Regions from separate parts of the Mus musculus genome. Here regions 2, 3, 4, 5, 6 and 7 are each linked to region 1. Evidence: chromatin loops called from intact Hi-C (ENCODE). Cell type or tissue: heart. All regions are shown on one strand.

Region 1 (4,000 bases):
CCTGGGATAGGTTCCCAGCTCCTACATGACAGGTCACAGGTTGTGACCACCTCTAGTTCCAGGGGACCTGCTGCCTTCTTCTGGGCTCCGAGGACTTGTTAGGACACTAGGCACACACAGAGCACATATGCACACATGAAGCGAACACTCATACATACAAAATAAAAATAAATAACCATGAAAGAAAGAAAACTTAAAATCCAGAGAAGTTAGGTTACTCTCCCAAAGTCAGTTAGCTAGCCAATAGGGAAACCAGGTTTAGAATACACAAATACTTATGTATGTTCACGGATGGTGGATGGGATAACACACCCCAAACCCTTCACGGTGGCTATGTCTGCCAAATGATGCTGAAGCTCTTAGGCAGTGGCTCTCACCCTTCCTAATGCTGTGACCCTTTAATACAGTGCCACACGTTGTGGCAATCCCAACCATAACATCATTTTTCTTGCTACTTCATGACTGTAATCCTGCTAAAGTCATGAGTTGTGATGTAAACATCTGACATGCAAGATATCTGATTTGCAGGACAGCTGATCTGTGAACCCTTGAAAGGGCTGTTTGTTCCCCCAAAATGGGTCATGACCCACAGGTTGAGAACCCACTGGGCTAAATTTAAAAAAAAAAAAACAAAAAACAAACAAAAAAAACTTTTCTCTTCCACTTTGTATACCAAATGAAATATAGGACTTTTATTTATATCTTAACTTCTTTCTCTCCCCCAGCCCCACCCCCTGGGCTAAGACAGAGTCTCACTGGCTATTCTGGCTGACTGGAACTCACTGTGCAAACTAGGCTGGCCTCAAACTCAGAAAGTTCTGCCTGATTCCAGAACATTCCAGGCATCACACCCTGCACATTTGAATTTCAACAGGAGACCAGATTTGCTCTTAGTGTTTACTGAGAATTTAAAAATTAAGGAAGATTAGGAATAGTGGTGCACACTTTTCATCCCAGGGCTTGGAAGACAGGGGCAGGTGGATCTCTGCACATTCCAGGCTAGCCTGGTCTACATAGGGAATTTCAGTGAGACCCTGTCTCAAGCAAGTAAAATGAAATGAAATGTTTGAGTTCGGTGTCTGAAATTCACAGTTAACTGAGTGTACATATTTGTATTTGCTAAGTCAGACAGCCCAGTCTTAGTTTGTCTTCTGTTGGCAGGGCCGGCAATTCCTTGGTTCCTCCACAATGAAATACCAATTCTCCAGGAATTCTGCCACCATCTGATAAGACTGATTCAGACATTCAAGTTACTCTAAGCTGTGGTGACATATTAACTAGGGGTAATTCAACGGCTATGCCTGAACCTCTGTCTTTGCTTTATTTTGTGTTTCATTTTATTGAATGAAAAAGAAGCTCTGTCAACTGGAAGAAATTTCAGGCGAGATCAAATTTCAGTTTGTCTCAGACTGGTCCTCCGAAGAATTCACCCTGTGCCACGCAGAGCTTCTTGTTCTCAAGTCCCTACTACTAAAAAGTAGGCATGGATCTTAACTGGCATTCTGGCTGCTGGCGTGGCACCATGGCTGGTTGCTAGAAGGGCATCCCAATATACATAGCTCGGGAGGAGAAGGACTTGATTTCCGCTTGAAGATGTCATTTTGAATTTCACTTTCTAGCTGCTTATGAAACCTAAAATAACAAAGCGACACAGAGTACTTCTGGGCTCCCAGCTGTGCCACCAGTCACAATTTTAAACAAACGCAAGCTCCATTGTTAAAGAGAGACTGCAGGCATAAGAAAGCCCAGCCCCACCGAGAAAGGCGAGCCTGAGAGGATGCCAGCCCTGGACAGGAGCGCCCCCTGCAGGCTCCCAGCAGTATCGCGGAGGAAACGGATCTGAAGAAGGCTCCAAGGTCATTTCAAACACAGTCCTAGAGAGTAGTTAGTTGTCTCTGCCTGAAGGGCCACTTGAGAGGAGGGTGAGGGTGTCCTTGCAATGAGCAGAATCAAAGGCAGAGGACCTAGTGACTTGAACTCGTACTCTACAGGGAATGCAGGACCTTCTGCTTGTGTTCAAGTCCCTGGGCAGGGTCGATGTTTGGTCCACTGACAGAATCGATATGAATGGTGAAGAATCCTGAAGTCTGGGTTAGGAATGTCATGGTACAAAGCTGTACTTGTTCTGCAGGATGATAGACAGGTGGACATGCACAGAGTAAGGGGAGGGAGAACCCTATCTCGGGATGAGTCCAAAGTGCTTCTTTCAACATCATCCCACACTTAAGATGCCAGGGATGGATCCAGGACCCTATGTTGGCTAGGCAGGCTTGTTATCAACTGACCTACATCCCTGCTGGTTCCCACACGCTGCTTTCTTTTTAAATATTTGTTTACTGCATGTTCAAGAATGTGTGAATGTGGGTACACACAGGTCACAGGGAGTGTGCACAGGTCAAAGGGAAGTTCTCAGACCTCTCCAGCTACCTTGAGGAATATAGGAATAAACTCAAATCATCAGGCATATACAAACATTTTGGCATATTTTTTTCAACCTACTTTAGTAAGGGTCCAACCTCCCCACTAGTCCACCACCCATCAGAGGTAGTGGGAAAGAAAGGTTATTAGGATATGGGGGAAGTGTACCTGTTTAGAAATAGTTCTTTGGAGCGACCCCAGTCTTTGTTGCTCTCAGTCCAGTCCACTAGCAAACACCAAACATGAACCAGCAGCTGCCGTCCAGTCCGCTCGGCAGACACCACACAGGAATCAGCAAGGGCAATTCAATTCAGAAGAAACCTTGCAGCTCACCAAGCAGTCCGAGTCTGCAGAAGCTGCAAAATCCGCAGGAACCTCACCATAAGTTCTTTGGTGAGGTTCTCTCTATGGAATCGCCACAAGCAAAGCTTGGCAATGCAATGTAAGGCAAACCAATCCATGCAGGTCGTCAGTGAAGAGCAGCAAGGCAGAGCAAAGCGAACCAATGCTTGAGCTCCCAATGTCTGGGGGTCATATTTATATTCCTTCTGAACATCATGTGTCTTTTCTTGTGTTTGCTATAGCAAAACATCCTTACGCCCTTGTCTGCTTCAGAAAAACATTCCTTCACATGCCTACTTTAACAAAATATCCTTTCACCTGTGTGCCCAGCAAAATATCATTTGACATAACTTACTTTCCAAAGAAACCAGAAGTTTCTATTCACAAACACACTTGCTCAGCCAACCCTGCTAGTCCTCCACATTCACTCAATGGCACTGGTCTGACAGAATCCCCTATTCCTGTCTCTGCGAATTATGGTTTCACTGGTGGCTAATAGGTAGATTGTATTTTACTGCTGTCCAATTTGTAGCTACAATAACTTAAGGATAGATTTATGGGGGCTGGAGATATGTCTCAATGGTTAAGAGCACTGGCTGTTCTTCCAGAGGACCTGGGTTCAATTCCCAGCACCCACATGACAGCTCACAACTGTCTGTAACTCAAAATCCAGGGCTCCTGACACTCTCATGCAGACATGCATGTAGCAAAACATCAATGAACATAGAATAAAATTAGACATATACATATATATGTGTGCCCTAACATTTTAGGGCCCTTTCAGGGCTGGGATGGCCCACTATTAAAGCACCCACCAACCAGGTGTAAAGATCTGAGTTTGAATCCCAAGAACTCACAGAGAAGCTGGGGGCAGAGGCACACTGTGTTATCTCAGTTCCCCTACAGAAGGATGAGACTGGGAGACAAGAGAACTCTTAGGGACTCAAGGGCCAGGAAGCTTAGCACACCCATTGTCTAACTTGTCTGATCCAGCCTCAAGCACAACTCACTGAGTAATCTGGAACAAAATGCATGGGTTCACAATTCACAAGAGATCAAAGTAAAAATGGAAACCCCTGTAAAATTGGCAGATAGACACAGACTACTCATCTGGGAATCAAATTATGAAAGAGGGAGGGAAGACAAAGAGGGATTTGGCTAAGTTTCCTCTTACCCGAATGACTGCTCTGATTCTGTTCTCCCACCCCCCTCCTTCCCCTCCCCTTCCACTTCCCTCCAT
Region 2 (4,000 bases), 100 kb before region 1:
AGCGTATACACCCAATCAGACTCAGCCAATAGCCCAGTTAAAGATAACAGCTAATTTGTTTAGCTAATGCCTAGTTGGGAACATGTGATAGGTGGCACTAAGATTTCGAACTAACTCAACTCTCAATCTGCCAAATATTAATCCCTTGATCCTGAAGCCTGATGGGAGGAAGGAGAGAAGGAAAAACGGACTGTTTATCAGTAACATAAGGGGGTGGTGGTGGTGGTGGTGGTGTTATTATTTTGTTTTGTTTTTTAACCCATTTTCCCTTTCTAAACTCAAAACCTGTTTACAGAACTCAGGAAAGCTTAACCGACTTTAGTTAACCTCGGTGTTGGGTGGTTATGCCATATCCCTACTAACCAGTTCCTGGCCAGACCCCCTGGTGCTCAAATTCTCCTGGCCAAGTTCAACTCCCCACACCAGCACCCATCAAAGTTAAAGGATCTGCAGAACCCAGTAGGCTGCGAGCCAAGAAAGCGAGCAAGGAGAGGCAAAGACTGCTGGTTTAACTAGCTAAGTGCTGGCTCCTCCAAGCATCTTGTCGGAGTGGGCTACAAAGCACACTTCCCCACAGAACTCCTTGAATGAGAAGTACCGAGGGTGCAAGCAAACGATTGTCACTGCCTGGGACAATGTAAAACTCCTTTCTTTCTTTCTTTCTTTCTTTCTTTCTTTCTTTCTTTCTTTCTTTCTTTCTATTTTTCTTCTTCTTCTTCTTTTTTTTTTTTAAATCACCTCGGCTGCCTGAGGAAAAGGCCAAGGAAACTGCTTCTCCCAGGCATGCTCTGCTGACGTCTTGGGCCATGCCTGAACTGGTCATGTTGAAGCATGACTTCCACACACTTAGCAAGACAGTCCAGGACCACGAAAGACCAAGCACTGACTACAACACAAACACTTCACTTACCAAAGCAACATTTGTCTGAGGAGTTTGACAGCAAGCTGACTCTAACCTGCCCGGAACCCCAAGGCATATTTTTTTTTCTTCTTTAACCCAAGGATGGCGGGCTGCAAGCTCCAGCCAGGCGCTGGCCAGAGGCTGCCTACCAGGTGCTGTCAGCCTGCCTCCGTGGGTAAAACCGTGCTTTGGTTTGTAATTTCTGCTTCTTCAGCCCACCAGCAGTAACTTCCCAGACTCACAGACTGAAGTTGGGGAGTGAAGAGGCAAGTTCGCCTGCTTATACACTTCTCCCACCTGGGTGGCCACACTTACTTCTGGGGACTACCCAGCCCCCACAGAGCCCGCAGACTCCCATATATACACATATGTATCATGTCAAAAACCCCAAAAGACACATCCCTAGGGTCCTGCGGTTTCTTGGCTGGAAGAATGGAGGCTTTATAATATACCAACCTTCAATTTCAAACCCACCACCGACACCCTTTAAGCTGGGGTTTGCCAGTTACACCGCCCACCTCACCCCTCCCCCTTTGCTGGGATGCTATGAGCCCGGAGAGGGAACAGGGAAGAAGGCGAGCAGGGAAAAGGCCCTGCTAACGTACTGAAAGTAAAGAGGCCTCGGGAGACTTGTCTTTCTGTGTCCCCCGCAGGCTTCCCTCCACACTCCACCCCCATCTTCTTACGGAGCATCCCTCCTCCCAACTATTTTTTTTTAAATGAAACTTAATAAGCTTTTCGCCTACCTTGGCTGTTTCGGCAACAAGTGCCTGGGCAATCCGACAAGACGACCAATCTCCACTTGGGGGGGTGAGATGGGGGGCGAGCCGAGCTGATGGAATAATTTCAATATTAATTTATGTCAGCCGCCTTCTCGCAGCTACTCATTTACAGTACTGCCCTCAGCCTGTAAACAAATATCGCTCCGCCAGGAAACATACTCCCCAGATGCAAGCCCCTCTCCCCAAGCAGGGAACCTGGCCCCTCGCCCCTCCCTCCCACAGCACGGCCCCCTCCCCCCTGAGTCCCGGGTGGGAAGCTCAGGGCTTTCTAAAGCACCAACTCACCACCTTCAGCCACCACCCCAGCAAGAAACTTACTCGGTCCGGTCTACGCCTCAACCCTCCCTCCAGGAAATCTCCTCTCCATATGTATTCAACCTCCCCGCAGGAAATCTGCTCCCCCCTCCCCCCTTCTATATACATGCACACCCCCCTCCTCCTCACGCGCCCTCCCCGGCCAGAAACTTACTAGCTAGCAAGCAAGCGTGCAGGCTCTCTCGTCCTTGGAAACTTACTCCCAGATACAGCACCAATAGCACCCCTCTTTCCCCCCTCCCCCAGGCCCTGCTCCCTTCCTTGCCCTCCAACTCCAAACTCTCCGCATCCAGCCACTCTCTCCCTCCCCGGTGGAAATTTGCAGCGCCGGGCTGCGCGCGTGCATCCACCCTCCTCCCCTCCAGGAAACTTACTCCCCATCTGCATGCACCGCCTCTCAGCCATCGCATAGAGGGAAGGGGGTGTGCTGGGGAGACAGAAATACATATGTATCTCTCGCCCCTCCCCCGGCCGCAGCCCACTCAGGGCCGAGCAGCGCTAACCTGGCCTTACCTTTTTGCATGGCCCCCTCCCCGAGCCCTCCGGATCCGCTCCCCAGCACCCCAACCCACCCCTTTTCACCCATCACCCACCCCTAGCAACCGTTCCTAAGCTCCTCTCGGCCTTTTTTTTTTTTTTTTTTTAAATCCAGGATGCAAATTCCTCCCCTGTCAGCAAATCGACTGTCAAATTATTTTCTTGCAAAAGGAGAAAGGCGGGGTGGAGTGGGGGGGGGGGTCAGAAAAGGGGGGCAGACAGGCGGGTAAAAGAGGGAGAGGGACAGAGGAGGGGAGAGATATCCCTCCGCAGAGCTGGGGCTGGCGGCGGGCGGGGAAGCAGGAAGTAAGGTGTCCAGCGCGGCGGGTTCTCCGCCGCGGCCCCCGCCCGCCGCCCCTGTCCCCCGGGGCGCCGCGCTCCGGCAGGCGCGGGCCGCCCGGTGCATTGTTCGCAGCCTTCCCCTAGCCGGTGCACGGACGACTTTTTTTTTTTCTTCTTTTCCGCGCTCCGCGTAGTGTATACGTGAGCTTGCACCTTTTGTAAGCTGGCGAGTCTCTGAACTGGAGAGGATGGGACCACGAGCCTAGGACCTGTCAGTCCCCGGAGTGTAGCAGAGACTCGGATCCCCGGAGGGGGTGGGGGACTCGAGGCCCCCTTGGAGTGGGAGGGGTGGGAGAGCAGCTTGGTGGCCGGGAAGCTGCCGCCTTCCCACTCCGGACCCATTGCAGGATTGCTTCCTGCGTCGCAGTCGCGGTTATTGTAAAAGGCGCGTTGCAAATCTAACGACTCGGGCTGGGAGATTTTTATTGTTGTTTATTTAAGGATTTGCAAAGATACCAAGATCCAGGCAGGCTGCAAAAAGGACTGTGCCTCGAACCCTCACCAACACCACCGCATCCCCCGGTCTTTCTAGGGCCTGGGGGTGCTCCCAGGAAGGGATCTGAGGGTTCTGGAGAAGCTCGCGCCTCCATCCTCTGCCCCTTGGGGGCGGGGAGCGGTCTCCATCTCCGCTGGGTCTGGGAGGGATGTTGCCTAGGAGAGAGGCGGGCAGGAGGGAGGGAGGAGAGGAGGGGGCGCGGGTGCGGCCCTGCGTCCGCCCCTCGCCGTGCGCCATGACTGTGGAACGTGGTGCCGGGGAGGAGGGCCCGCCGCCGGGGGGCCGCCCGGGGCTGCTCGGCATTGGTTGCAGAAACCCGAGCCCTGAAGTCGCTCCCCCTCCTTGGGTTTGTCTCCTCCTCCTGCTCTGCGGGGGAAAACCGCTGCACCCAAACGGAGAGCAGCTGCGAGCAAGGGGGCAGGGCGCCGGCTGGCAGGCTAGCCAAGGGTTCGATCCCCCCTGGGGCGGGGGGGGGGGGGGGGGCCGCTGGCTGGCCTCGGAAATGGAAAGGGATCTGAACAAGACCTCGTCCTGGGACTGCAGATCAGTCCAGGTGCCACGACCTTAGGCCAACATCCCCGGCATCTCCAACCATCTCCGTACTTCTTTTCTAGTCTGAGGAAACGT
Region 3 (4,000 bases), 290 kb before region 1:
GTAGCCATCTCATAATATTCCTCAGATTTGACCAACATTCTGGGCCTTGGGGGAAGAGAGTTGCCAGCTCCTCTCCGCTGCTGGAGAGGGCCAAAGAGAACGAAGGCCGAGATCAAGCAGCCAGCAATTTAAGCTGGGTGATTAAAGAACAGTCCCAGCTGCTTTCAGGTGTCCATCAAAATAGTGACGAGGTAGCGGGGTCGGAAAGCCAGCGCCGGAAGCTCTGTCACAGCAGCTCGTATGGGAAGGGGGACATTGTGCTGCCCCCTGCAATTCAAGGATGGGTGGCCCTTGGATATAATATATTCCCTCAGATGGAGCATCAGGAGACGCTGATAATGCTCACCCCCAAGCCGATCAATGAACAGTCTCTTTGACTTTAGATTGTACATTTATCAGAGTTATTGCCACTCTGCCTGGAGACGTTGGCAGGGTTACTCAGCCTTCTCAAGCCATCAGCATCTCTATGGAGGCCATACTTAACTACTGCCCCTCACTGGGCTCACTATCAGTGCTGGTGCAAAGAGCAGGGCTGAGTTCCCAGCTCTGCTTACTTTTGAGACATCCATTACTTCAAGTGTCCACAAGGCTTGCTGGGCCGTCTGCTAGGCAGGAGTCCCCATACTTGAAGGAGGAGGGGGGAAAAAAAAGACCTCTTGGGGGTGTGCCTTGAGGTTGTTGCTCTGTAATGAGGTTTTCTGTCTCAGGTCTTCAGTTGTCCAGGAAAACAGTGGGATGGTGGCTCCCTTTCTTCTCTGTGTCACTCCTACTTTGAGGCTAGTGACAGAAAGAGGATGGCACTTGTACAGTCCTAGTAAGTATGAAAAGGATAGTGCTTGTACTCACGTGTGCATGCATCCAATAGGGCATGGCACACAACACATGGCCTCCAGAGACCAGGGACTGCTCACTGGGATTGAAGCTCCATCCTTGGGTCTTAGACTGAGTTCCTGGTATAGATAAATGACATCTGAGCACTCTCCCCAGATGGCTTCACTAGGCTGTGACCAAGGTTGATTTTAGCCAGGAGATCTTCTGCTGTGCATGTGCCCTGACAGTTCTTCCTTCCGGGACAGCACGGAAGTCCAATTCTTAGTTTCCTTACCCTTGGGCACAGGTGGCCAGTTCACTGTGACCAACACTGTTTGGTCATAAATAGGTGCTCAATAGATGCTCTGTGTCTCTACAAGTCACTTGAGGCAGATCCTGTATCAGCGCAGGCGATGGGACACACATTGTTCTTCTGATGTGTGGCCTCTTATGAGGCTGCCTGGCCCTGTTGGAACTCCTTGCTTGGTTTCTCAAAGCTCTGCCTCTCTCTGTAAGATCTCTGCCACCCTCCAGGCTGGCAAATGAGGTTAGTGGGCTGACATTCCCCCAGACTTACTTGTTCCACCTGGGGATTCCTGGCTATTGGGCTATTATCAGCAGGGGCCCTAACAAGCCGATTAAGGCTAATGACAAAGAGCCTAATTAACTGGATGAAATGGGCACTAGTATAGTATCCAGAGGCAAAATGCATGGAGCTTTGGTTGCTGGGAAACGGCCCTCTGGATGGTGGCTAATTTGGGGCCAATCTACAGCAAATCCAGGCAATTAAAAACAGACATTCCTGGGGCAGAGAAAACTTGGACACAGTATCTTTTTTAGAGGGTCTCTCTGGCTTCCTTTCAGGATTAAAAAAAACCAAACCACCTTTTATTGATGTCAGTATTGTGGTTACCACAGAAAGACATGCTCGCTGTAAAAAAAAACGGGAGCCTTTATGGCAGATTTTCAATGTCACACAGAATTATCTATAGCAAGAAAAGGTCAGATTTTTTTTTTTTCTTGGAATGTAGACTGCTGCCCAAGTTTCTTCTAGGTGCAGTAAGGAGGGACGGCTTCAATCTGAGCCCATATTTTGAGTTTGTCACCAAACATATTTTGCAAATGCTATGTCAGGCGAGGCAGGAGAATGTACTGACTTAGGTATAGTAGAAATCTACTATGTAGTAAAAATAAAACAAAATAAAAGCTTCCACAGCTGTGTTCTTTGCAAAGTAATTCTAGCCAAACACAGAATTCTGTCTCCTTATTAACTTTGGGCAGCTTCCAAGACGAGCCCAGACTTTGGAAAGGGTGTCTCGGGGCTGGTGAGATGGCTCAGTGGTTAAGAGCACTGACTGCTCTTCCAAAGGTCCTGAGTTCACATCCCAGCAACCACACGGTGGCTCACAACCACCAGTAATCACATGGTGGCTCACAACCACCCATAATGAGATCTGATGCCCTCTTCTGGTACGTCTGAAGACAGCTACAGTGTACTTAATTACAATAATAAATAAATATTAAAAAAAAAAAGAAAAAAGAAAGGGTGTCTCTCGCAGGTCTTATTTGTCTTTCAAAAGTCAAGGCAGACTTTGAAGCCCCAGTGGGTACTTGTGGTTGTGGTGGGACGTGACAGGATTCTTCGCTGTACCTTGCGAAGAAGCTAGATCTAACTCAACCACCCACAATCCCCTGCGCACATCTGCATAAAAGACCTGTTCAGTGGAGATATCACCGAAGCTCCAGCTGTCTGACTACAAGCTCCACGACTCCTCCATGTACAGTACACCCCACCCCCGATGTGAGTGCTTAAGCGAAACCACTGGCGAGGGACAGTGTGTCCCCGTGTAGACTGAGCACTGGGAGGCACTGCACAGCTGTTCTCTGAGGATGCTGCCTCTGAGGATGCTGCACAGGCTCTTGAACTTTGGCAGGCTGCCTTGAGGGCTGGGCCAGACGCCCACCTTGCTCACTGGTCCTTTGCCTCATGGCATTTCTCTCCTCCTGGTCCTGAGCGAGGGAGTAGAGTGTTTCCACAGGCTTGTATCTATCTGCCTAGGACCTCTGTCTAGCTGTCTTCCCTCCAGGGAACAGCACAGCTCGGATCTGACTTCCTTCCTTAGGTGTCACAGTTAGTTTTTGCTCAACTTGGCACACATTTTGACATACCAGTGGAAGAGGGAAGCTCAACGGAAAAACTGGCTCCATCAGATTGGCCTGTGGCCATGTCTGTGAGACATTTTCTTAATTGCTAATTGACGGTGGAAGACCTGGGCGTTTGGGGATGGTGCCATTCCTGGGCTGGTGAGCCTGGACTGTGTAAGGAAGGCGACTGAAGGAGCCAGTAAGCAAGCCAATCAGCTGTGGTCCTCTATGGGCTGCCTCAGACTCTGTTTCCTGATTCCTACCTTGGCTTCCCTCAATGGTGGACTATAAGCTCTAAGTCAAATAAACTCTTTCCTTCCCTTGGTTGGTTTTAGTCTGTGTTTTATCACAGCAATGAAGACCAAACCAGACTAGGAGCCTAAAGGGAAATTCCAGGAGTCAGATGGGTCTAGTTCTCAGGCTGGAAGCCAAAAGGGAACTTGAGGGTAGGTGTTCCAACGAGGGAGAAATTGAGCTGACCGTCCAACTGGGAGTAATAGAAAGGCTCTGGGCACAAAGGCCGAGGCAGGACAGGGCTATGATGGGACAGGATTCAGTGACCCCCCCCAGGAATCATATACAGGGGGTTTCAGAGTATGGCATGGTGGCTGGGACAAAAGATGTAACGAACTCAGTTATCTCCCTTTTTTTGTTGTTGTTGTTGTTTTTGTTTTTCGAGACAGGGTTTCTCTGTGTAGCCCTGGCTATCCTGGAACTCACTCTGTAGACCAGGCTGGCCTTGAACTCAGAAATCCGCCTGTCTCTTCCCATGTCTTGATAGGCAGCTGTCAAAGATCTGGAATTGTATCTGACTTCAGGGACCAGTGTCTTCATCTGCTCACAACACTAGAATATTCTTGGAGGCTTGGCTTGTAATCACTTGGAGAAGAAGGCAACTGACTGGTAACCCCCCTCTTCGGGTCTCCAAGGGCTGAAATGATTTCAGAAAGCAAGAGTTTTTCCTAAGGTATTTGAGAGGGAAGAAGTTGGGGGAATGGATAATCTAGCAATACTCCATCCGAAAAGCTTAATGGGCCTCAGCAGA
Region 4 (4,000 bases), 77 kb before region 1:
CCTGCAGATTGTTCGCCAGCCAGTTGGTCAGGTGAATTGGTGAGTTAAGCCCACGAAGAGCCTGTCTCAAAGATGATGGGGGTAGGGGCTGGAAGCCTGACTCAGCAGTTTTGAGGACGGGTTGTTCTTGGGAAGACCTGAGGTCAGCTCCCAGCACAGGCGGCTCACAAGGGCTTGATACCCTCTGCTGGCTTCAGAGTACACATGAGCTCATGTGTTCATATGCATACATACACACACACACACACACACACACACACGATAATAAAAAATAAAATTCTTTCAAAAGGGTGATTGAGGAAGACACTGGCTGTCAACCTCTGGCCTCCATGTGCACGCACTCAAACAGGAAACTCACACAAAGAAGCTACACACTGATATAGATAAGTCTACACTTGAGGTCATCACCTCCAGATCATCGTCTCCATGGTAACTGGAAGATCTAAGGATCTGGTTGGTTCATGAGAATTGTTGCTTTCTTAATACAATATTTGTATTATTTTTAATAGTTTCACATATATGGATATACATATTACATAATTTGATCATATTTACCTGACTCTCCTGCCCCTAACTCCTCCCAGATCCACCCCTCTTAATTATATGTGTTTTTACTTACTGAGTCCCATTTATGCTGCCCATAGTATTTAGAAGGTTAGACCAGAACATTCTACAGATAGTAGCCCCCCTTATCGGCAAGCGGTACATCCCAAGAACCTACTGGAATCTGCAGTCACTGGCTGCACAGCTCCCTCTGTGTGCACTGCGTTTTTCCTTCATATACTTACCTGTGATGTGGTTTAACTTACAAATTAGGCATAGTAAGAGGCTAACATAGGGGCATATATATATATATATGCTCACACCTTTAATCCAGCACTCGGGAGGCAGACAGAGCTCTGTGACTTCAAAGCCAGCCTGGTCTACACAGTGAGTACCAGGACATGGTGAGACCCCCATCTCAGAAAACAAAAGCAAACATAACAATAATAGAAACTCACACAAGCCAAGTGATGGAGCACACTTTTAATCCCAGCACTTGGGAGGCAGAGGCAGGCGAATCTCAGAGTTCGAGGCCAGCCTGGTCTACAGAGTGAGTTCCAGGACAGCCATGGCTACACTATAATGACCGTTATGTGATCTTTCTCTCAGATGTGGAGGAGCAGGCAGCATATACAGCATTAATGCTCTGGGAAGGCATGACTGACTCATGCCCTGGATGGTGTGGAGTAGGATGGAGGGAGATTTCACCATGCCACTTAAAATTAGTGGGCTGTTTGTTTGTTTGTTTTTTCTTTCTATTTTTTCTATTAATATTTTGAAGACTGCACGCATTTGTCTGAGGTATCAACTTGGACCCATGATAAGTGAGAATGCAGAGAAGGGGAGACTATGGCAAACACTGTAATGCCAACCCTTGGGAGACAGAGATAGGCAGATCTCTGTGAATTTGAGGCCAGCCTGGGCTACATAGTGAGTTCTAGGCCAGCCTGGGCTACATAGTGAGTTCTAGCACAGCCAGAGTTGCTTAGTGAGACACCTTATGGAAAAAAAAAAAAAAAAGAAAGAAAGAAAGCCGGGTGTGGTGGCGCACACCTTTAATCCCAGCACTCGGGAGGCAGAGGCAGGCGGATTTCAGAATTGGAGGCCAGCCTGATCTACAAAGTGAGTTCCTGGACAGCCAGGGCTATACAGAGAAACCCTGTCTCAAAAAAACAAAAAACAAAAAAACAAAACAACAACAACAACAAAAAAAAAAACAAAAAACAAAACAACAACAACAACAAAAAAAAAAAAAACAAAAAACAAAAAAAAAAAAAAAAAGAAAGAAAGGCACAAAAAGAAGAGGGCTACAGAGGGTGGAAGGCTATTATAGCTCAGTAACAAACGACATTCCCTTTTTAGTTTCTTCAGATGATGTCTTGTTGCCCAGGTTAGATTCAAACTCAAGTGACCCTCCCATCTCGGCCTTTCAAGTAGCCAGGAACACGAGTGTATCGTCACACCCCGGCATTCTCCTTTATCTTGGTTCACTGGTACGCTAAAAACTGTACCTCTGTGCTGGGGCCTGGGATGTAGCTCAGCTCTCAGGGTGCTTGCTAAGCATGCGTGAGGCCCTGGGTTCAAGCCTTGAACCACATCAAGTAGCACCAGGGGTTTCAGGCCCAAAGCACCAGCGCCATCTCTGACTCAGGGCCATGTGAGTCTGGAGCGATCCTAACCACCAAGGCAGAGCTGTGAAGAACACCCAGCACCCTTGCCCTCAGCTGCACGAACCCCCGTGTGAATTCTGCGAGTCTCTCAGGGTGAGCAGGGCTGATGGGACTGGGCCCGCGGCGTCCACAGCGCCCCCTGCTGTCCACTGATGCAGCTTTTATCATTCGTTCTAATGTGCTCCCCTCGGCAAACCCTGTGCTTCGGGGATCCCCTTTGAAGTAAGCTACTTCGATCCTTTCCAGAAGTTCTGGTTTTAAGAGAACCCAGCTAAGACAGCATATGTCAGAGAACTCTACCCAGGCAGGCAAGACACACACACACACACACACACACACACACACACACACACACACACGCGCGCGCGCGCGCGCGCACTGCCACCTCACATCCTGTACACCTTCCTACAAACACCGTGAGCATGGGAGCTGTGGTGGGTTAGGGAGCTGGAAGACCCTCGTGGGATGAATCTAGTGCTGTTGGAACCAGGGGAGAGGAAAACACTAGCCCACATCCTAAATGAAAATTTCTCTGTAATTTCAAAGGCCGTTGCTTCATCTTCCTGTCAATTTGATTGGATGTGGGATCTCAACACCCCTTGGCAGATCTGGGAGGGCATTTTCTGGAAGGAGTCATTGCAGGGAGGCCATGCTGGGGGGCGGGGCGGGCAGCACCTTCCAGTGCCAGGCTAGATAAAAAGGAAAACAAGTAGTGTTGATGTTGCCGGCACATCTCTGCCGCCATGCTGCCATGGAAACCCAGGTTCCCCAGCCTTCCAACAACTGAAGGACAGACTTCCAAGCCTTTAGGACTGGGACTCTGGAAGCACCCAGTCTCACAGACTCAACAGCTAAGGCTTCCTGGTCTCTCCAGTGAACAGGAGCCACTGTTGGCTAATCTAGCTGGTATCACATTCTCAGCCAATCTATTAAGTCTCCTTTGCAATATTTATTTGCACTGCATTTCTTTTATGGGTTCTGGTTTTCTAGAGAACTCTGACCAGTCAGCTGCGTACAGTAAGTCTCACGTCATGATAGACTCAAGGAAGGAAAATGCCAGAAAGCCACTTTATAAATAGGCCTTCAAAGGACAATCTTGCAAAACCAAGGCCACTGTGAAAGGTCGGGCAGTTTGTGGCTCTCTGACAGGGGAGAGTGGGGTTTTGATCCCAGCCTGTCTCTTGCCACCAAGCTGAGCACCCATGCAAAAGGTCACATCTTTAGTGCGTAAAAGCCGTCATTTCCACGCAGCCCTGTGGGCAACCAACCCCAGTCATTGGTGATTCTCTCTTTAAAAAAGAAAAAGAGAGAGCACACTAGATTTCATTCGAAGATCCAAAAACATGATTGCAAGCAATATATTCTTTATAACCGTTCGACAAAAGCCGTTTGAAAGCCCCAGGCTGTTTGTTGTAATGGAATTTTCCTCGTGTGAAAAAGTAAAGCTGGCTGTTGGGTTATTAATGGACTTTGAGCCCTTCCCCCCCCCCCCCAGCACTGAGCCCTCCGCCCACCCCCAGCACTGAGCCCTCCGCAACACCCCCCCAGCACCAAGTTGACAGCTTTAGTATCGTGTTGGCATGATTTATTCTACGAAGGCATCCCTGTTGCAGTTCTATCTTCCATCTCAAAATTGGAAGTCTTATTTTCATCCTGTTTGCTTGACATTTAATAAGATTTGAACTTGTTTGGTTGGCTTTGGTTGAGTAAGATTAAAGACTTACCCAATCTCCTCCCCACCAGGTCCACACTCTAGTCATGCCCCTCCCCCCTGTGTGTGTGTGTGT
Region 5 (4,000 bases), 51 kb before region 1:
GTTATACAAACTAGTCGGGAACAAGCCTAGCTCTCAGGCCTAAGCCTTCATAAATAAATATAATTCTCTGTGTTGTTATTCAGAGCCGGGGCTGGCGTAGACAGACCACACGGTTATACCGAACCATCTCCTCAGATTTAAATCTGGAGTGGAGACATCCCTAGCTGGTTGGTCTGAGGACTTTAGAGAGAGCTCAGACTTGCAGGTAGAAATTTGGAAGTTGGCCAGAGGAGATGGGTTAGCAGTTAAAAGTGCATACTTTTCTTGCAACAGACTCAAGTTTGGTTCCCAGTATCCACACTAGGAAGCCCAGGACTTCCAGTAACTCCAACTGCAGGAACTCTCTAGCCTCTTTGGGCACACACATACACACACACACATGTTGTGTGGAAATAGTGAAAAAGCAAACCGGCATATTCCTGCGCTAGTGCCACAGGATACCCATCTGGTCATCTCACACTGCGGTCCCTCTGCCCGCCAACTCTATACACACACACACACACACACACACACACACACACACACACACACACATACACCCTAGTTCTTCTCACTACCATGCAACTCCCCATGCACCCCATGATCAGCCATCTCAATACCTAATTACCTGATAGGGTCAAAACTTTTTTTTTTTTTAAGATTTATTTCTTTTATTTGTATGACTAAACTGTAGCTGTCTTCAGACATATACCAGAAGAGGGCATTACAGATGGTTGCGAGCCACCATGTGGTTGCTGGGAATTGAACTTAGAACCTCTGGAAGAGCAGCCAGTGCTCTTAACTGCTGAGCCATCTATCCAGCCCCCCAGAATTAAAACTCTTAAAGCTTACGATGATGGTTAACCAATCAAATGTATGTATCCATAAAATCACAATTTACAAGATGCCAATACAATAATTTCAGAGCCAATTAATAATGGTAAAAGCTGCCCACCTAGATTAGACAAGTTATCCCGATATTCTAACCTTTATGATATGGTAACAACCTGTGGCTGGTTATAGCCACACTGATTGACGTCCCCTGCCATCTTCCTCTCTCCGTCCTCTGAGATAGGGTTTCTCTCTGTAGCCCTGGCTGTCCTGGAATTCACTCTGTAGACTGGCCTCGAATTCACAGAGAGTCACCTACCTGCCTCTGCTTCTTAAGTGCCGGAGTCAAAGGTGTGAGCAGCCATGCCCAGCTCATTTAAAACATTAGTAACTGATTCATTTACTTTTACTTTGTGTGTTCCTGAGTATTTGCCTGCATGTATGTACATGTGGGTGCCTAGTGCCAGTGGAAGCCAGAAACATCTGTCCAATTCCCTCAGAGCTAGAGTTATAAATGGTTATGAGCTGCCCTATGGGTGCTGGGAATCCAACCTGAGAGTTCACAAAAGCAGCTAGTGCTCTTAACCACTTAGCCAGCTCTCTGACTCCTTTTCTTATATCTGTATGAATTCATTGAGAATTTCATAATGCATAAAATTTATTCTGATCAGATTTACTCTCCAACTTCTGTCAATCTGCCTTCCGACTTCCTGGCTTTGTTATTATCACAATAATTATCATTATTATTATTAATTATTATTATTACGCTATAGCCCATCATCTTAGTTGGTGTTCTGTAGCTGTGAAGAGATGCCATGACCAAGACAACTCTTCTAAAAGAAAGCGTTTAATTGGGGCTGGCTTACAGTTTCAGATGGTTCGTCCACGCATAGCGTGGTGGGAAGCAGGCAGGCATGGTGCTGGAGCAGTAGCTGAACTTTAGAACCTGATCAGCAGGCAGCAGGTGGAGAGAGACAGACAGACAGATAGACAGAGACACTTGGCCAGTGATACACTTCCTCAGTAAGGCCACATCCACTCCAACAAGATCACACCCCTTATTCTTTCCAAATAATTCCACCAACTTGGATCAAGTCTTCTAATGTTTGAGCCTATGGGGTCCATTCTTATTCAAAATACTATACCCCCTAGTCCAATTTGTGTTACTGTTCTATAAGTGAGTATGGAAAGAGAAGACAGTATTTAAAAGTAGTGTGCTGGGAGAGGAAGTGCCTAGTTTTACTGCCGGGGTGAGGGGATACCCAGGGAGGCCCCCACCCACTCAGAGGAGAAGGGGAGCCTGGGTGGGGAAAGAGTATGAGAGGGGTGACCAGCAGGGGGCGCAGTGAACAAGATGTAAAGTGAATAAGTAAAATATAAAGTTAAAATTTTAAAAATATGCAAGAAGCTATTGTGTTTGTATTTTTAAAGCTCCAAGAGTGGCAGGTGCCCTTCTGGAAGGAAATTGAGTGTGGAGGGGGTTTACTGAGGATGATCTTGGAATCAACCCCAGGGCCGAAGTAGGCAGAGACACCCCATTTGGAGCAACGTGGCTTGGAAAATTGTGTTTGCCCTTTCCTGTTAAGGCAGCCCTCACCTCCTTCCTGTGGATACGTTGGGTGCATGAACTTCCTGGAAAGATCGATTAGAAACAAGGTCAGCTCAAATCCAGTATTGGGCACCAGTACACTGGGGGCAGAGTTGTTGTTGAAGCTACCAAGGTCATCAAGAGAAAACTGCTCATCTCACGTGTACACATGATGGCACGTGGGCCCTGGAGTGCAACCTTTTAATCAAGATGAAAGCCGACTTCATTCCTCCCACTGGGACCTGGCTCCTCCCATTTCTCCAAACTCTTAAAAAGAACCCAGAAAAGGATCTTGCTTCCATTATATAGAATGTGTTCCATCCTTTTACTGTTGTTTTTAATCTACACTTTCTTTTTAAAAGATGTGCATGTGTGTGTGTGTCTTGTGTATATAGGTACATGTGTGTGCTATGCCTACAGAGGCCAGCAGAGGGCCACCGATTTCCCCCTGGAGCTGGAATTACTGTGAGTTGAGCCACCCAATGTGGTGCTGGCTGTTACTGAAATTTTATAAGTGATAATTTTTTCTTTATGCCACCTAGCTCCCAAATAAATGAGACAGAGACTTTAAGGTTTTTATGATAAGCTTTAGGGCACAATATCTGAGCAGTTATTCACCTATTTGGCTAATTTGGCTTAATCTCAGAGCTATGACAAAAATCTCCAGCCAAATCTCCATGATATTTGTATTATAGTATTGATTTGGCACTCTGTGCTCCAGGTATTTTCCCATGGTGTCTCCAGGACCCTCTCCACATAGTGAATTCTCCTCTTGTGTGTGTGTGTGTGTGTGTGTGTGTGTGTGTGTGTGTGTCTCTCTTACAATAGCCATTACAATGCTATGTCCAGATTGCAACCAGATGTGGGGGTCAGCATTTGAATAACACGAGGATAATCTTCACACAGTAACTGAAGCACTGTGCCTACAGCTAGCAATGCAACCCAGGTCCTTTGGAAGACCAGCAAGCACTCTCAAGCACTACTGAGCCCTCTCTAAAAGTGGTACGCTACCATGGTTACTACTCCATTGTTGAATGCACAACAAACCTGGACATTACTTCAGGGGACATTTCCCAGCCCCTTCTAGTAATGGGATTGAAAGCTTGACCCAGCTGTGGGAGGCGAGATAATACCATCTCCACAAAGACTTTAGCCAATGCCATGGGAAGGGACTGATCACTGCCCTGGATTCACTGTTATTCCCAGATGTGGAACTGTCAATGCCCAAACCAGGATGATCCTTTGAATGCTGGATACCTTCCTTCTATCATGGGGAGTTCAGAGGCTAAAATGGAACTTTAAAATAGTCTAACTCCAAAAGAGGGTAGCACTTAGTTGCCCAGCTTCCATGCCTCCTTGGAGACAGGCTGCCCTCACAGGAAGAAGTAAGTCCGGAGGACAGACAGTGATGTGCACCGTGATTCCTAGAGGAGCCATCACTGAGCTGGGTCTCCTGGGAGCAATCCCAGCTGAACTCTCTGGGGACCAGGGCTTTTCATTTGTAGAGGGAATGAGGGATTTCAAGGTGGTGTGCTCCACGGTGAGTCTTTCTAACTGAACAAGCAGATGAAGTCCCAAGGAGACTAAGCCCAACCCTAGCCA
Region 6 (4,000 bases), 330 kb before region 1:
GTCCGCTATGTCTGACTTCACCTCCCAAGTGCTGGCTGCGAACCATCGTGTGCAGCTTTGTTTTTTAAGGCCTTGGACATGCACAGATCTGGCTGGATAAAATTTTTCTCACAAGTGCAAACAACTCTGTCTCTAGCATTCTAATTTTTAAAAAAGTCTACATCTGTGAGTGTTTCTACATGCATGTACCTGCATGTACGAGAGTGTGGAGGCTAGAAGCTGTTGGGTGTCATTAAGGAAGGATCTCATTGGCCCCAAGTCTCAACTTTTCTTGGCTAGTCTGGAAGGCCAAAAGCTTCAGCGGACCCATGAGCCCCTGGAGCCTCCCCTTGACAGCCTGGTGCTGGCACCCGAACCCCAGACTTGTGCAAGTGCTCTTAACTACTGCAGCCCTAGCCCCTCAATTTTTTTTTTCTTTTTTTGTTTTGTTTTTCGAGAAAGGGTTTCTCTGTATAGCCCTGGCTATCCTGGAACTCACTTTGTAGACCAGGCTGGCCTCGAGCTCAGAAATCCACCTGCCTCTGCCTCTCAAGTGCTGAGATTAAAGGTGTACACCACCACCACGCCCGGCTTGATATTTTTCCTAAGGTAAGTGATTATACAAGTGTGGGCCAGGGCTGCCCATGAATTCTTAAGATACTCTCGGGAGGCCTGAAACCAAAACTCACCATGACATTACTCAAGACTTTTCTGCTCTCATTCTCCATTTGGTGTTCAGTGGAGTCTTCCAGAGCTGCGTGGGTTGTACCATCTAGTAAAAGATGGTATGCGAAAACTAACGAGAGAAAAGCTGCCTTTGCTGGAAGGCTGCGTCCCAGGCTTACTCTTCTTCAAATTTGCTTCTGCTTTGGAAAGCAGGCTTTCTAAAGTGTTAACTAACCTGGGACGATATCGAGGCTGGAGTGATGGCTCGGCAACCCTAGCAGACCACTCGAGTCCCACAGAAGGCTACAAATGGGCTTCAGTGGCAGAACCCTTGTCTGGTGTAAGCAAGGCCCTGGGTTCAATCTCTAGTATGAAAAACAAACTTTTTGGAATCTTTGATCCTTTTTTTTTTCGAGACAGGGTTTCTCTGTGTAGCCCCGGCTGTCCTGGAACTCACTTTGTAGACCAGGCTGGCCTTGAACTCAGAAATCCGCCTGCCTCTGCCTCCCGAGTGCTGGGATTAAAGGCGTGCGCCTCTTGCTTTGGCCTCTCAAGGGCTGGTATTACAGGTGTGGGCCACCACCTCTGGGTTACATGCTGCTGTGGGGCCGACAGGGCCAGCTTTAGGCATTAGGCCCTTGAGCAACCGAGCCACAGTGTCAGCTCTTCCTTTTTTAAAGAATTCGTTTATTTTGGGACAGGGCCTCAATATGCAAGCCAGGTTTTACAAGTAATGCTATTTCAGGGTCAGCCATCTGACCCAGTTCTGAGCATTATTTTCAAAACTACTAAATGACCATTGAGAAGAGTCACAAAAGTTTCAAGACCAAAGTTCTTGAGAACAGCCTGGTTTTTTTGTTTTTAATTTAAATTATTTTTGTGATAGGATCTCAATACATAACCTGGCTGTCTTCGAACCCAGAAGTTCGTCCGCCTGCCTCCTTTCCCCAGTGCTGTGATTCATGCCATGCGAACTCCAGGCAAGTTTTCCTTTTTCAAAGACCCTCTCGAGGGAGATCTGACCCATTCCCCTGACCTGGGAGCTCTCGGGTCACCTCCTCAGCCGTGGAGGCGAGCAGGGCGTCCCAGTGGGGCTGCACCGGGGCTTTATGTGACCCAGCGTTTGCTGGCTCGGTTCCTAAGAATCCGAGACCAGCGTTGTCTTCTCTGAGCTCACGGTTTCCATGGCCCTCTCTACCGTGGAGGGAGGGCTCTGAACGCGTTTTCCTCATCCTTCCTGCTCTGACGTCTTACGGTTCTCGCTCCCGTCTTGCCAATTTATGTAGGGTCCCTCGAGAGAAAAACCTGCCCTTTTCTTGTCACTTTCTAATAACTTCCTCCAACGGAGGATGACTCCGTACGGGTCGGGCAGAGGGTGGCAGCGAGACTCGACGATGACGGCGCCGTCGGCAGCCGGGACCCCACGCCCACCCCTTTACCTGCTGCAGGCGCCGGCACAGAGCCACACACGCTGCGCGCGCCGCCATCTTGGTGCCCTGATCGCCCAGGACCGCTTCCGGGGTCACAGCATTGTTCGCGAACCATAGAGTTCGAAAAGGAAAGAGTGTCTCCTGTGTTCCGACACTGAAACAACCATAGAGACGGTGCTCCTTGAATTTTTTTAAAATTATATTTTAAATTTTCTATTTTCTTATTTATTTACTTATTTATTATTCACTCATTCATTTAAGGTTTTGAGTGGATGCGTCGCTTCCGCCGTCTGGATAAACTCCCAGGTTCTATCTATACGCTGTCTATCCTAAGATCCTATTTGTCTTGGGTGGTTCTGTTTGCTTAGAGACAAACACAACAGAAATACTTGGGAAGGAAGTTGCTGCTGCTACTGAGTCCAAATTCTAACATTTTACCTTATTGCAAAAGGCGTTTCATTCTTAAACTTTGTTCACACCATCGGAATGCCAGGCTTGTTAATGGATTTTTCTAAATTGTGTTTTTCAAAATGCCTTCCCATGCAATTTAGCATAATGGAAGCTCCACACTTAGGCGCTCTGGTTTCTATTTAGGTGGGTGACTTGATCAAATTTCTTCCGTACTTTGAACCCCCTTTTTTTTTTTTTTTTTCTTTCACTTGCCAAGTAGAGATGAGAACAAATCATACTTGCAGTAGAGGATTAAATGAGATTAAAATGCTACATGATAAATGTCATCCTGAATTTGTGACATCTCTTCTACATCCTGGGCCTTAAGAGGTTGTTGGGAAAATGAATAAGGGTCAACTTAATGCGAATGAAACAAAGTATATGTCTTAGTAAGGGTTTCTATTGCTGCTACAAAACAACATGATCAAAAAGCAAGCTGGGGAGGAAAGGGTTTATTTGGCTTGCACTTCCAGATCACAGTCCATCACTGGAGGAAGTCAGGACAGGAACTCAAGCAGAGCTGGAATCTGGAGGCAGGAGCTGATGCAGAGGCCATGGAGGGGTCCTGCTTACTGGCTTGCTTCCCATGGCTTGCTCAATCTGCCTTCTAATAGAACCCAGAACTACCAACCCAGGAATGGCAGCACCCACAGTAGGCTGGGCCCTCCCCCACAGATCAGCAGTTGTGAAAATGCCTTACAGTTGGATCGTATGGAGATATGTCTTCAACTGAGGCTCCTTCCTCTCCAGTGACTCCAGCTTGGGTCAAGTTGACACACAAAACTAGCCAATACTATATCTCCATAAACCATCATGCCAATGTAAAGCTGGGTCTCCCACAAGCAGGCATTAATTCTTATTTGGCAGGCCAGAGAACTAAGCAAAGGGTAGAATGTCCAGATGGCACAACTGATGAGAGATTTATGAATATGGACCACTTTCCTGCCCCTCAGGCGGGCCTATATGTGATCTCTATATGGAAACAGAATCTTTAACTAGTGTGTGGCTGGATTTGGCTATGCCCTACCTGCACAGGCAACCCAGAAGTGTCCTCAGAATTAGCTCTGGTGGCCCCTCTCAGCCAATGATCTGTTCTGACAGTACCCCAACCTTAATCTCTTTACTACCTCTAGACTTTGCATCCATCTCTCCGTATGGTCCTTCATGATGGCTTCTCACCCAGCCTCCAGTCCTTCTGGGTGGTCTCAGCTCAGGGAGTCTACTGCACCCCTAACTAGGGAATGACTCTCACTTAGGATACCTAATCTTATGCTCACAGAAGTAATTGTATCATAATTTTAAGGTGAGGTTCAGAGCCAAGTTGACTTGGCCAACGTCATATGGTGAGGTCCAGCTGAACCCGTAGCCACCTTCACAATCCTAGTTCAAGGACTGTACTACTCTTACAGTGGGCTGTTTCTGTCTATGATGATGTTCAGTGTTGATGTCTCTTTTGGATGAGAAGACTTTAGGTA
Region 7 (4,000 bases), 270 kb before region 1:
GTGTGATCGTATGTGTGCAGTGTGAGTTCATGTGCATCGTATGTGTGCAGTGCCTGCTGAGGCCAGGGAGCACTGGGTCCCCTGGAGCAGGACATACAGGTGCTTTTGAGCCACCTGATGTGGGTGCTGGGAACTGAACCTGGGTCACCTGGACGTCCAACAAGGGTTCTTGAACACACAACCTTCTCTCCAGCTCCTACATTTTCCTTTTTTTTGTAGATAAAACTCTGTGTTCTTCCTATCGAGTATGAACAATGGTTTTCTGTGCTTATGTCTGGATAGATTGGGAAAGGCTGGTCCTGTTCGCATACTAGCAATAAATAATCTTCTTAGATTATTTTTAGTTATTTCTTTATATGTGCATGTGTGCTTGTGTACATATGAATGTGGGTGTTTATGGAGGCCAGAAGGCGTCAGATCCCCTGGATGCCATCATTCCCCGACCATGGGTGCTGGGAACTGAGCTAATTTTCTGGAAGAGCAGAAACTGCTCTTAAGCAGTGAGCTGTCTCTCCACGGTTTTATGTAGCCCAGGCTGGCCTTGAGCTTGTGTAGCTGAGGATTGCCTTCAGCTTCTGACTCTCTTGACTCTACCTCCTAAGTGTTGAGATTACAGGAGGGGGAACCTCAGCTTTATACAGCGTTGGGGATCAAACCCAGGGCCTGATGCAGTCAAGGCCCTAACTGAGCAGCATGCCAGCCCAGTGAGAAGTTTATTTTCAAAAAGTCATTCAGTGCCACTGTCCTGAGGTACATTTTCAATGTAATTTTACTTTTTTCTGTTTATTATTTACCTGTGGCCTGATCAATTGTGCACTATTAAAAATTAGAATCTGTAACTCAAACCAGAAGAAAGTTTAACACAGATTCATGATTCAGAAGTTGGAAAATGTAAACTTCATATATAAATTGTTACAGACAAATAGGATGGGGACCCAAATGAAAAAACTTTAAACCTAAAAAATACATTACACATAGAATTCCTGGGGGAGGTGACATATAAATAAAGTTTCAAGGAATAGCAGAAGACACAGTATGTGTGTCTATGTGTGTTGTGTGAGTATGAGTGTGTATGACTGAGTGTGTGTTTGTGTGTGTGTGTAATGAGTGAGTAGTGGGTGATGTCATAGTTTCACTTAAATATCAATATTTATAAATATCCTGGAGATCACATTGGCAAACATGATAAAAGCCATAAATGTAAACTCGAACATGAGCCAGGGGGCGAAGAATTTTACAAAAGCCAAGTTGGGTGTGGTGACACATGCCTGCAATTCCAGCCCTCAGAGCCAGGAGGATCCCGAGGGAATGAAGGCCCTTCTGGGCTACATAAGATCCTGTCTCAAAAATTGAAGACGAAGGAGTTTTACAAACTTATTTCAGGGAGGATTTTTTTTTTTTAATAAACAGAAACATCTGGAGTTGACCCTGAACTTGAGGTGGTGTGGAAAGTGAGGGGCGGTCCCTGATGACTTCTCAGAAGTTGCACAAGGGTGCTAGGAACAGGGGCAATATGTTCCAGAAGCAGTGTCCCTCATTGCTCAAAAGATAGCCCAGGCCACAGGGGAGCTGGTTAAGAGTTTACAGCCAAGAGCGTCTTGCCCAGTCCCACTGCAACAGTTAGTTCTGTCAGCTTGACACAACCCAGAGTTACCTGGAAAGAGTGTCAGCGAGGGGCTCTCTACTCTGGGTTGGCTGTGGGCATCTCCAGGGAAGTTTACCTTCATTAATTGATGTAGGAGGCCCAGCCCACTGTGGGCAGTGCCATTCCTTATGCCGGGGGCTCCTGAACTACATAAGCAGAGAGGAAATCAAGTGGAGCCCACTCATGCCAGAACAAGCAAGCATATAAGCATTTATTCCTTTCTGCTTGACTGTGGATGCGATGTGACCAGCTACCTCAGGTTCCTGCTGCTGCGACGTACCCACGGTGACGGACGACAATCTCAAATTGTGAACTAAAATGAGTTTCTCTCAAAGTTGCTCAATTTATTTTTATTTTATGTATATCTTATGCTTTCCCTACATGCATGTTTGAGCACCATGTATGTGGTGCCCGGGGAGGCCAGAAGATGGCATTGGATCCCTTGGAATTGGAATTGCATACAGATAGTTGTGAGCAGCAATATGGGTGCTGGAAATTAAACCCAGGTCCTCTAGAAGAGCAGCCGGTGTTCTTAACCACTGAGCCATCTCTCCTAGACCCATGACTTGCTTATTGTCAGGGTATTTTATCCCAGCAGCAGAAATGAAGCTGAGGCCTATCTCAAAACAGAAATTGCCTTTTATCAAAGGATCCAGCTCTGACCAGGGACTGACGTGCGTCAATCAGAAAACATTGGCCTAGCTGCATTCAGGTGAAGGCCTGAACCCACGTAAGAGTAAGCACGGAGAGACACAGGAGAACCAGCCCCTGCAATGTTCTGCCCCTCAGAGCCTGCCATCCCAATCTGAGGAGACACTCTTGTCATTTCCTCAAGCTTTCCTAGAGAAGTGCTACTTGCCCAGTCCGCAGGGCCTGAGCTCCAGGACAGCTGCCTACCACTGCCATATTCAAGGTAACTGGACCTCATCTGTTACAGATTGGCCAGCCTTCCAAGGATCCTTTCCATCGAACCTGATGTGCTCTGTTCCACAAGAGGACCTTGGCATGTGCTGTGCCTCTGTGGTGGTTTGAGTATGCCTAGGCCAGGGAGTGGCACTATTTGGAGGTGAGGCCTTGTTGGGGTAGGTGTGTCACTGTGGGCATGGGCTTTAAGATCCTCATCCTAGCTGCCTGGAAGTCAGTATTCTGCTGGCAGCTTTCAGATGAAGATGTAGAACTCTCAGCTCCTCCTGCACCATGCCTGCCCTGGATGCTGCCATGTTCCCACCTTAATGAGAATGGACTGAAACCTGTAAGCCAGTCCCAATGAAATGTTGTCCTTACAAGAATGACCATAATCATGGTGTCTGCTCACAGCAGTGAAGCCCTAACTAAGACAGGCCCCATATGAAGAGCTAGTTATCCCTCTTCGCAGCCCCCTTCCAACATGCCAATGTACCAGGTCACTTTCAGTTCTGAATCCAAACTACACATTCCTAGGCGGTCCAGCCTGACTCCAACCCCAAGTCTATCTAAGGTTCTATTACTTCTTTTAAAAAATTAATTATTGAAGTGTGTGTATTTCTGTGTGTTCCCATGGAGGCTGGAAGAGGATGCTGTATCCCCTGGAGTTGGAGTCACAACTGAGCTGCTCAGTGTGAATGCAGGGAACTAAACTTACATCTCCTGGAAGAACAGCAGGCATTGTTAAGGGCTGAGCCATTCCCCAGCCCTGACTTCCTCGATTACATTTTGTCCTCAAACTAAGTCCCTTCACACTGCCTCCTTTTCCCTTAAGCAACCTCCACTATTCACAGCTTCTCCGAACAACTTTGCTCTTATTGTTGTTTGTTGTTTGGAGACAGGCTCTCAGGTAACCCAGGTTGGCCTTGAACTCATTGTGTCACCCCAAATATCCTTGAGCTTCTGACCCTGGTGCCACCATGACCGGTTTACTCGGTCCTGTGGAATTGAACCCAGGGCCTCACATATATAAGAAAAGCAGTCTATGGTCTGAGCCACATCCCCAGCCCTCCTCTTAATACTCCCTTTAAACGATGATTTATTTGGTGTTGAAAAGATGGCTCAATGGTCAAGAATGGCTACATCTCTTGTAAAAGACCCACAGCCTGTTCTCAGGGCTCACTGCGGGCGGCTCAAAATCCCCTGTAACTACAGCCCCAGTGGCATCAGATGCCTCTGGCTTCCACGGGCACCTGCATTCCTCATGCCCACATACTCATACATAAATACACACATAATTAAAAATAAAACCTTAATTTATGGTATGTGATATATGGTGTGTGTGTGTGGTATGATGTGATTGTCACAGTGTCCATGCAGAGATTGGAGGACACCTTTGAGGAGTGTTTCTTCCACCTTTGTGAGAACTCAGGGGGGTTTGAACTCAAGTCA

The links. A loop is a pair of places that touch in the nucleus more often than their neighbours do. Peaks named below come from ENCODE experiments on the same cell type or tissue, not always from the same donor. Only the 100,000 strongest peaks of a DNase experiment are listed, where the experiment ranks them.
Region 2: a loop joins it to region 1, with 3 times the contacts of the local background. A loop is called at or near these places in 8 of 42 quality-filtered maps.
Region 3: a loop joins it to region 1, with 5 times the contacts of the local background. A loop is called at or near these places in 18 of 42 quality-filtered maps.
Region 4: it touches region 1 in a loop (2.5-fold over the local background); 8 of 42 quality-filtered maps call a loop at or near these places.
Region 5: a loop joins it to region 1, with 2.8 times the contacts of the local background. A loop is called at or near these places in 7 of 42 quality-filtered maps.
Region 6: a loop joins it to region 1, with 2.4 times the contacts of the local background. A loop is called at or near these places in 3 of 42 quality-filtered maps.
Region 7: a loop joins it to region 1, with 3.0 times the contacts of the local background. A loop is called at or near these places in 2 of 42 quality-filtered maps.

The regions. Positions count from the first base shown.
Region 1 is chr17:47,036,849-47,040,848 of GRCm38, reverse strand. No RefSeq gene overlaps it. Among named protein-coding and RNA genes, the nearest start is that of Ubr2, 28 kb to the right of the region's middle. In heart, no CTCF peak of the experiment used is centred here; a DNase peak (open chromatin) is centred at 1,798; H3K4me3 peaks cover 413 bases; H3K27ac peaks cover 334 bases.
Region 2 is chr17:47,139,557-47,143,556 of GRCm38, reverse strand. Gm41589 (a long non-coding RNA gene) reads left to right here and starts at 3,858. Exons shown (of 3, transcript XR_876847.2): 1 at 3,858-4,000. It also overlaps a transcript of Trerf1 not described here. In heart, a CTCF peak has its summit at 3,720; DNase peaks (open chromatin) are centred at 2,366, 2,856, 3,116, 3,616 and 2 weaker places; H3K4me3 peaks cover 3,774 bases; H3K27ac peaks cover 3,335 bases.
Region 3 is chr17:47,331,082-47,335,081 of GRCm38, reverse strand. The region is part of intron 11 of Trerf1 (transcriptional regulating factor 1); the gene reads right to left. Among named protein-coding and RNA genes, the nearest start is that of Mrps10, 36 kb to the left of the region's middle. In heart, a CTCF peak has its summit at 2,244 (motif pointing left); a DNase peak (open chromatin) is centred at 2,761.
Region 4 is chr17:47,114,288-47,118,287 of GRCm38, reverse strand. No RefSeq gene overlaps it. Among named protein-coding and RNA genes, the nearest start is that of Gm41589, 23 kb to the left of the region's middle. In heart, a CTCF peak has its summit at 2,345 (motif pointing left); no DNase peak of the experiment used is centred here.
Region 5 is chr17:47,088,123-47,092,122 of GRCm38, reverse strand. No RefSeq gene overlaps it. Among named protein-coding and RNA genes, the nearest start is that of Gm41589, 50 kb to the left of the region's middle. In heart, CTCF peaks have their summits at 2,147 (motif pointing right) and 2,832 (motif pointing right); no DNase peak of the experiment used is centred here.
Region 6 is chr17:47,367,039-47,371,038 of GRCm38, reverse strand. It overlaps Mrps10 (mitochondrial ribosomal protein S10), which reads right to left and starts at 2,152. Exons shown (of 7, transcript NM_001146212.1): 1 at 2,085-2,152. The coding sequence starts at 2,132. In heart, a CTCF peak has its summit at 2,231; a DNase peak (open chromatin) is centred at 2,138; H3K4me3 peaks cover 1,890 bases; H3K27ac peaks cover 1,202 bases.
Region 7 is chr17:47,308,864-47,312,863 of GRCm38, reverse strand. All of the region lies in intron 2 of Trerf1 (transcriptional regulating factor 1), which reads right to left. Among named protein-coding and RNA genes, the nearest start is that of Mrps10, 58 kb to the left of the region's middle. In heart, CTCF peaks have their summits at 1,287 and 2,049 (motif pointing right); a DNase peak (open chromatin) is centred at 1,513.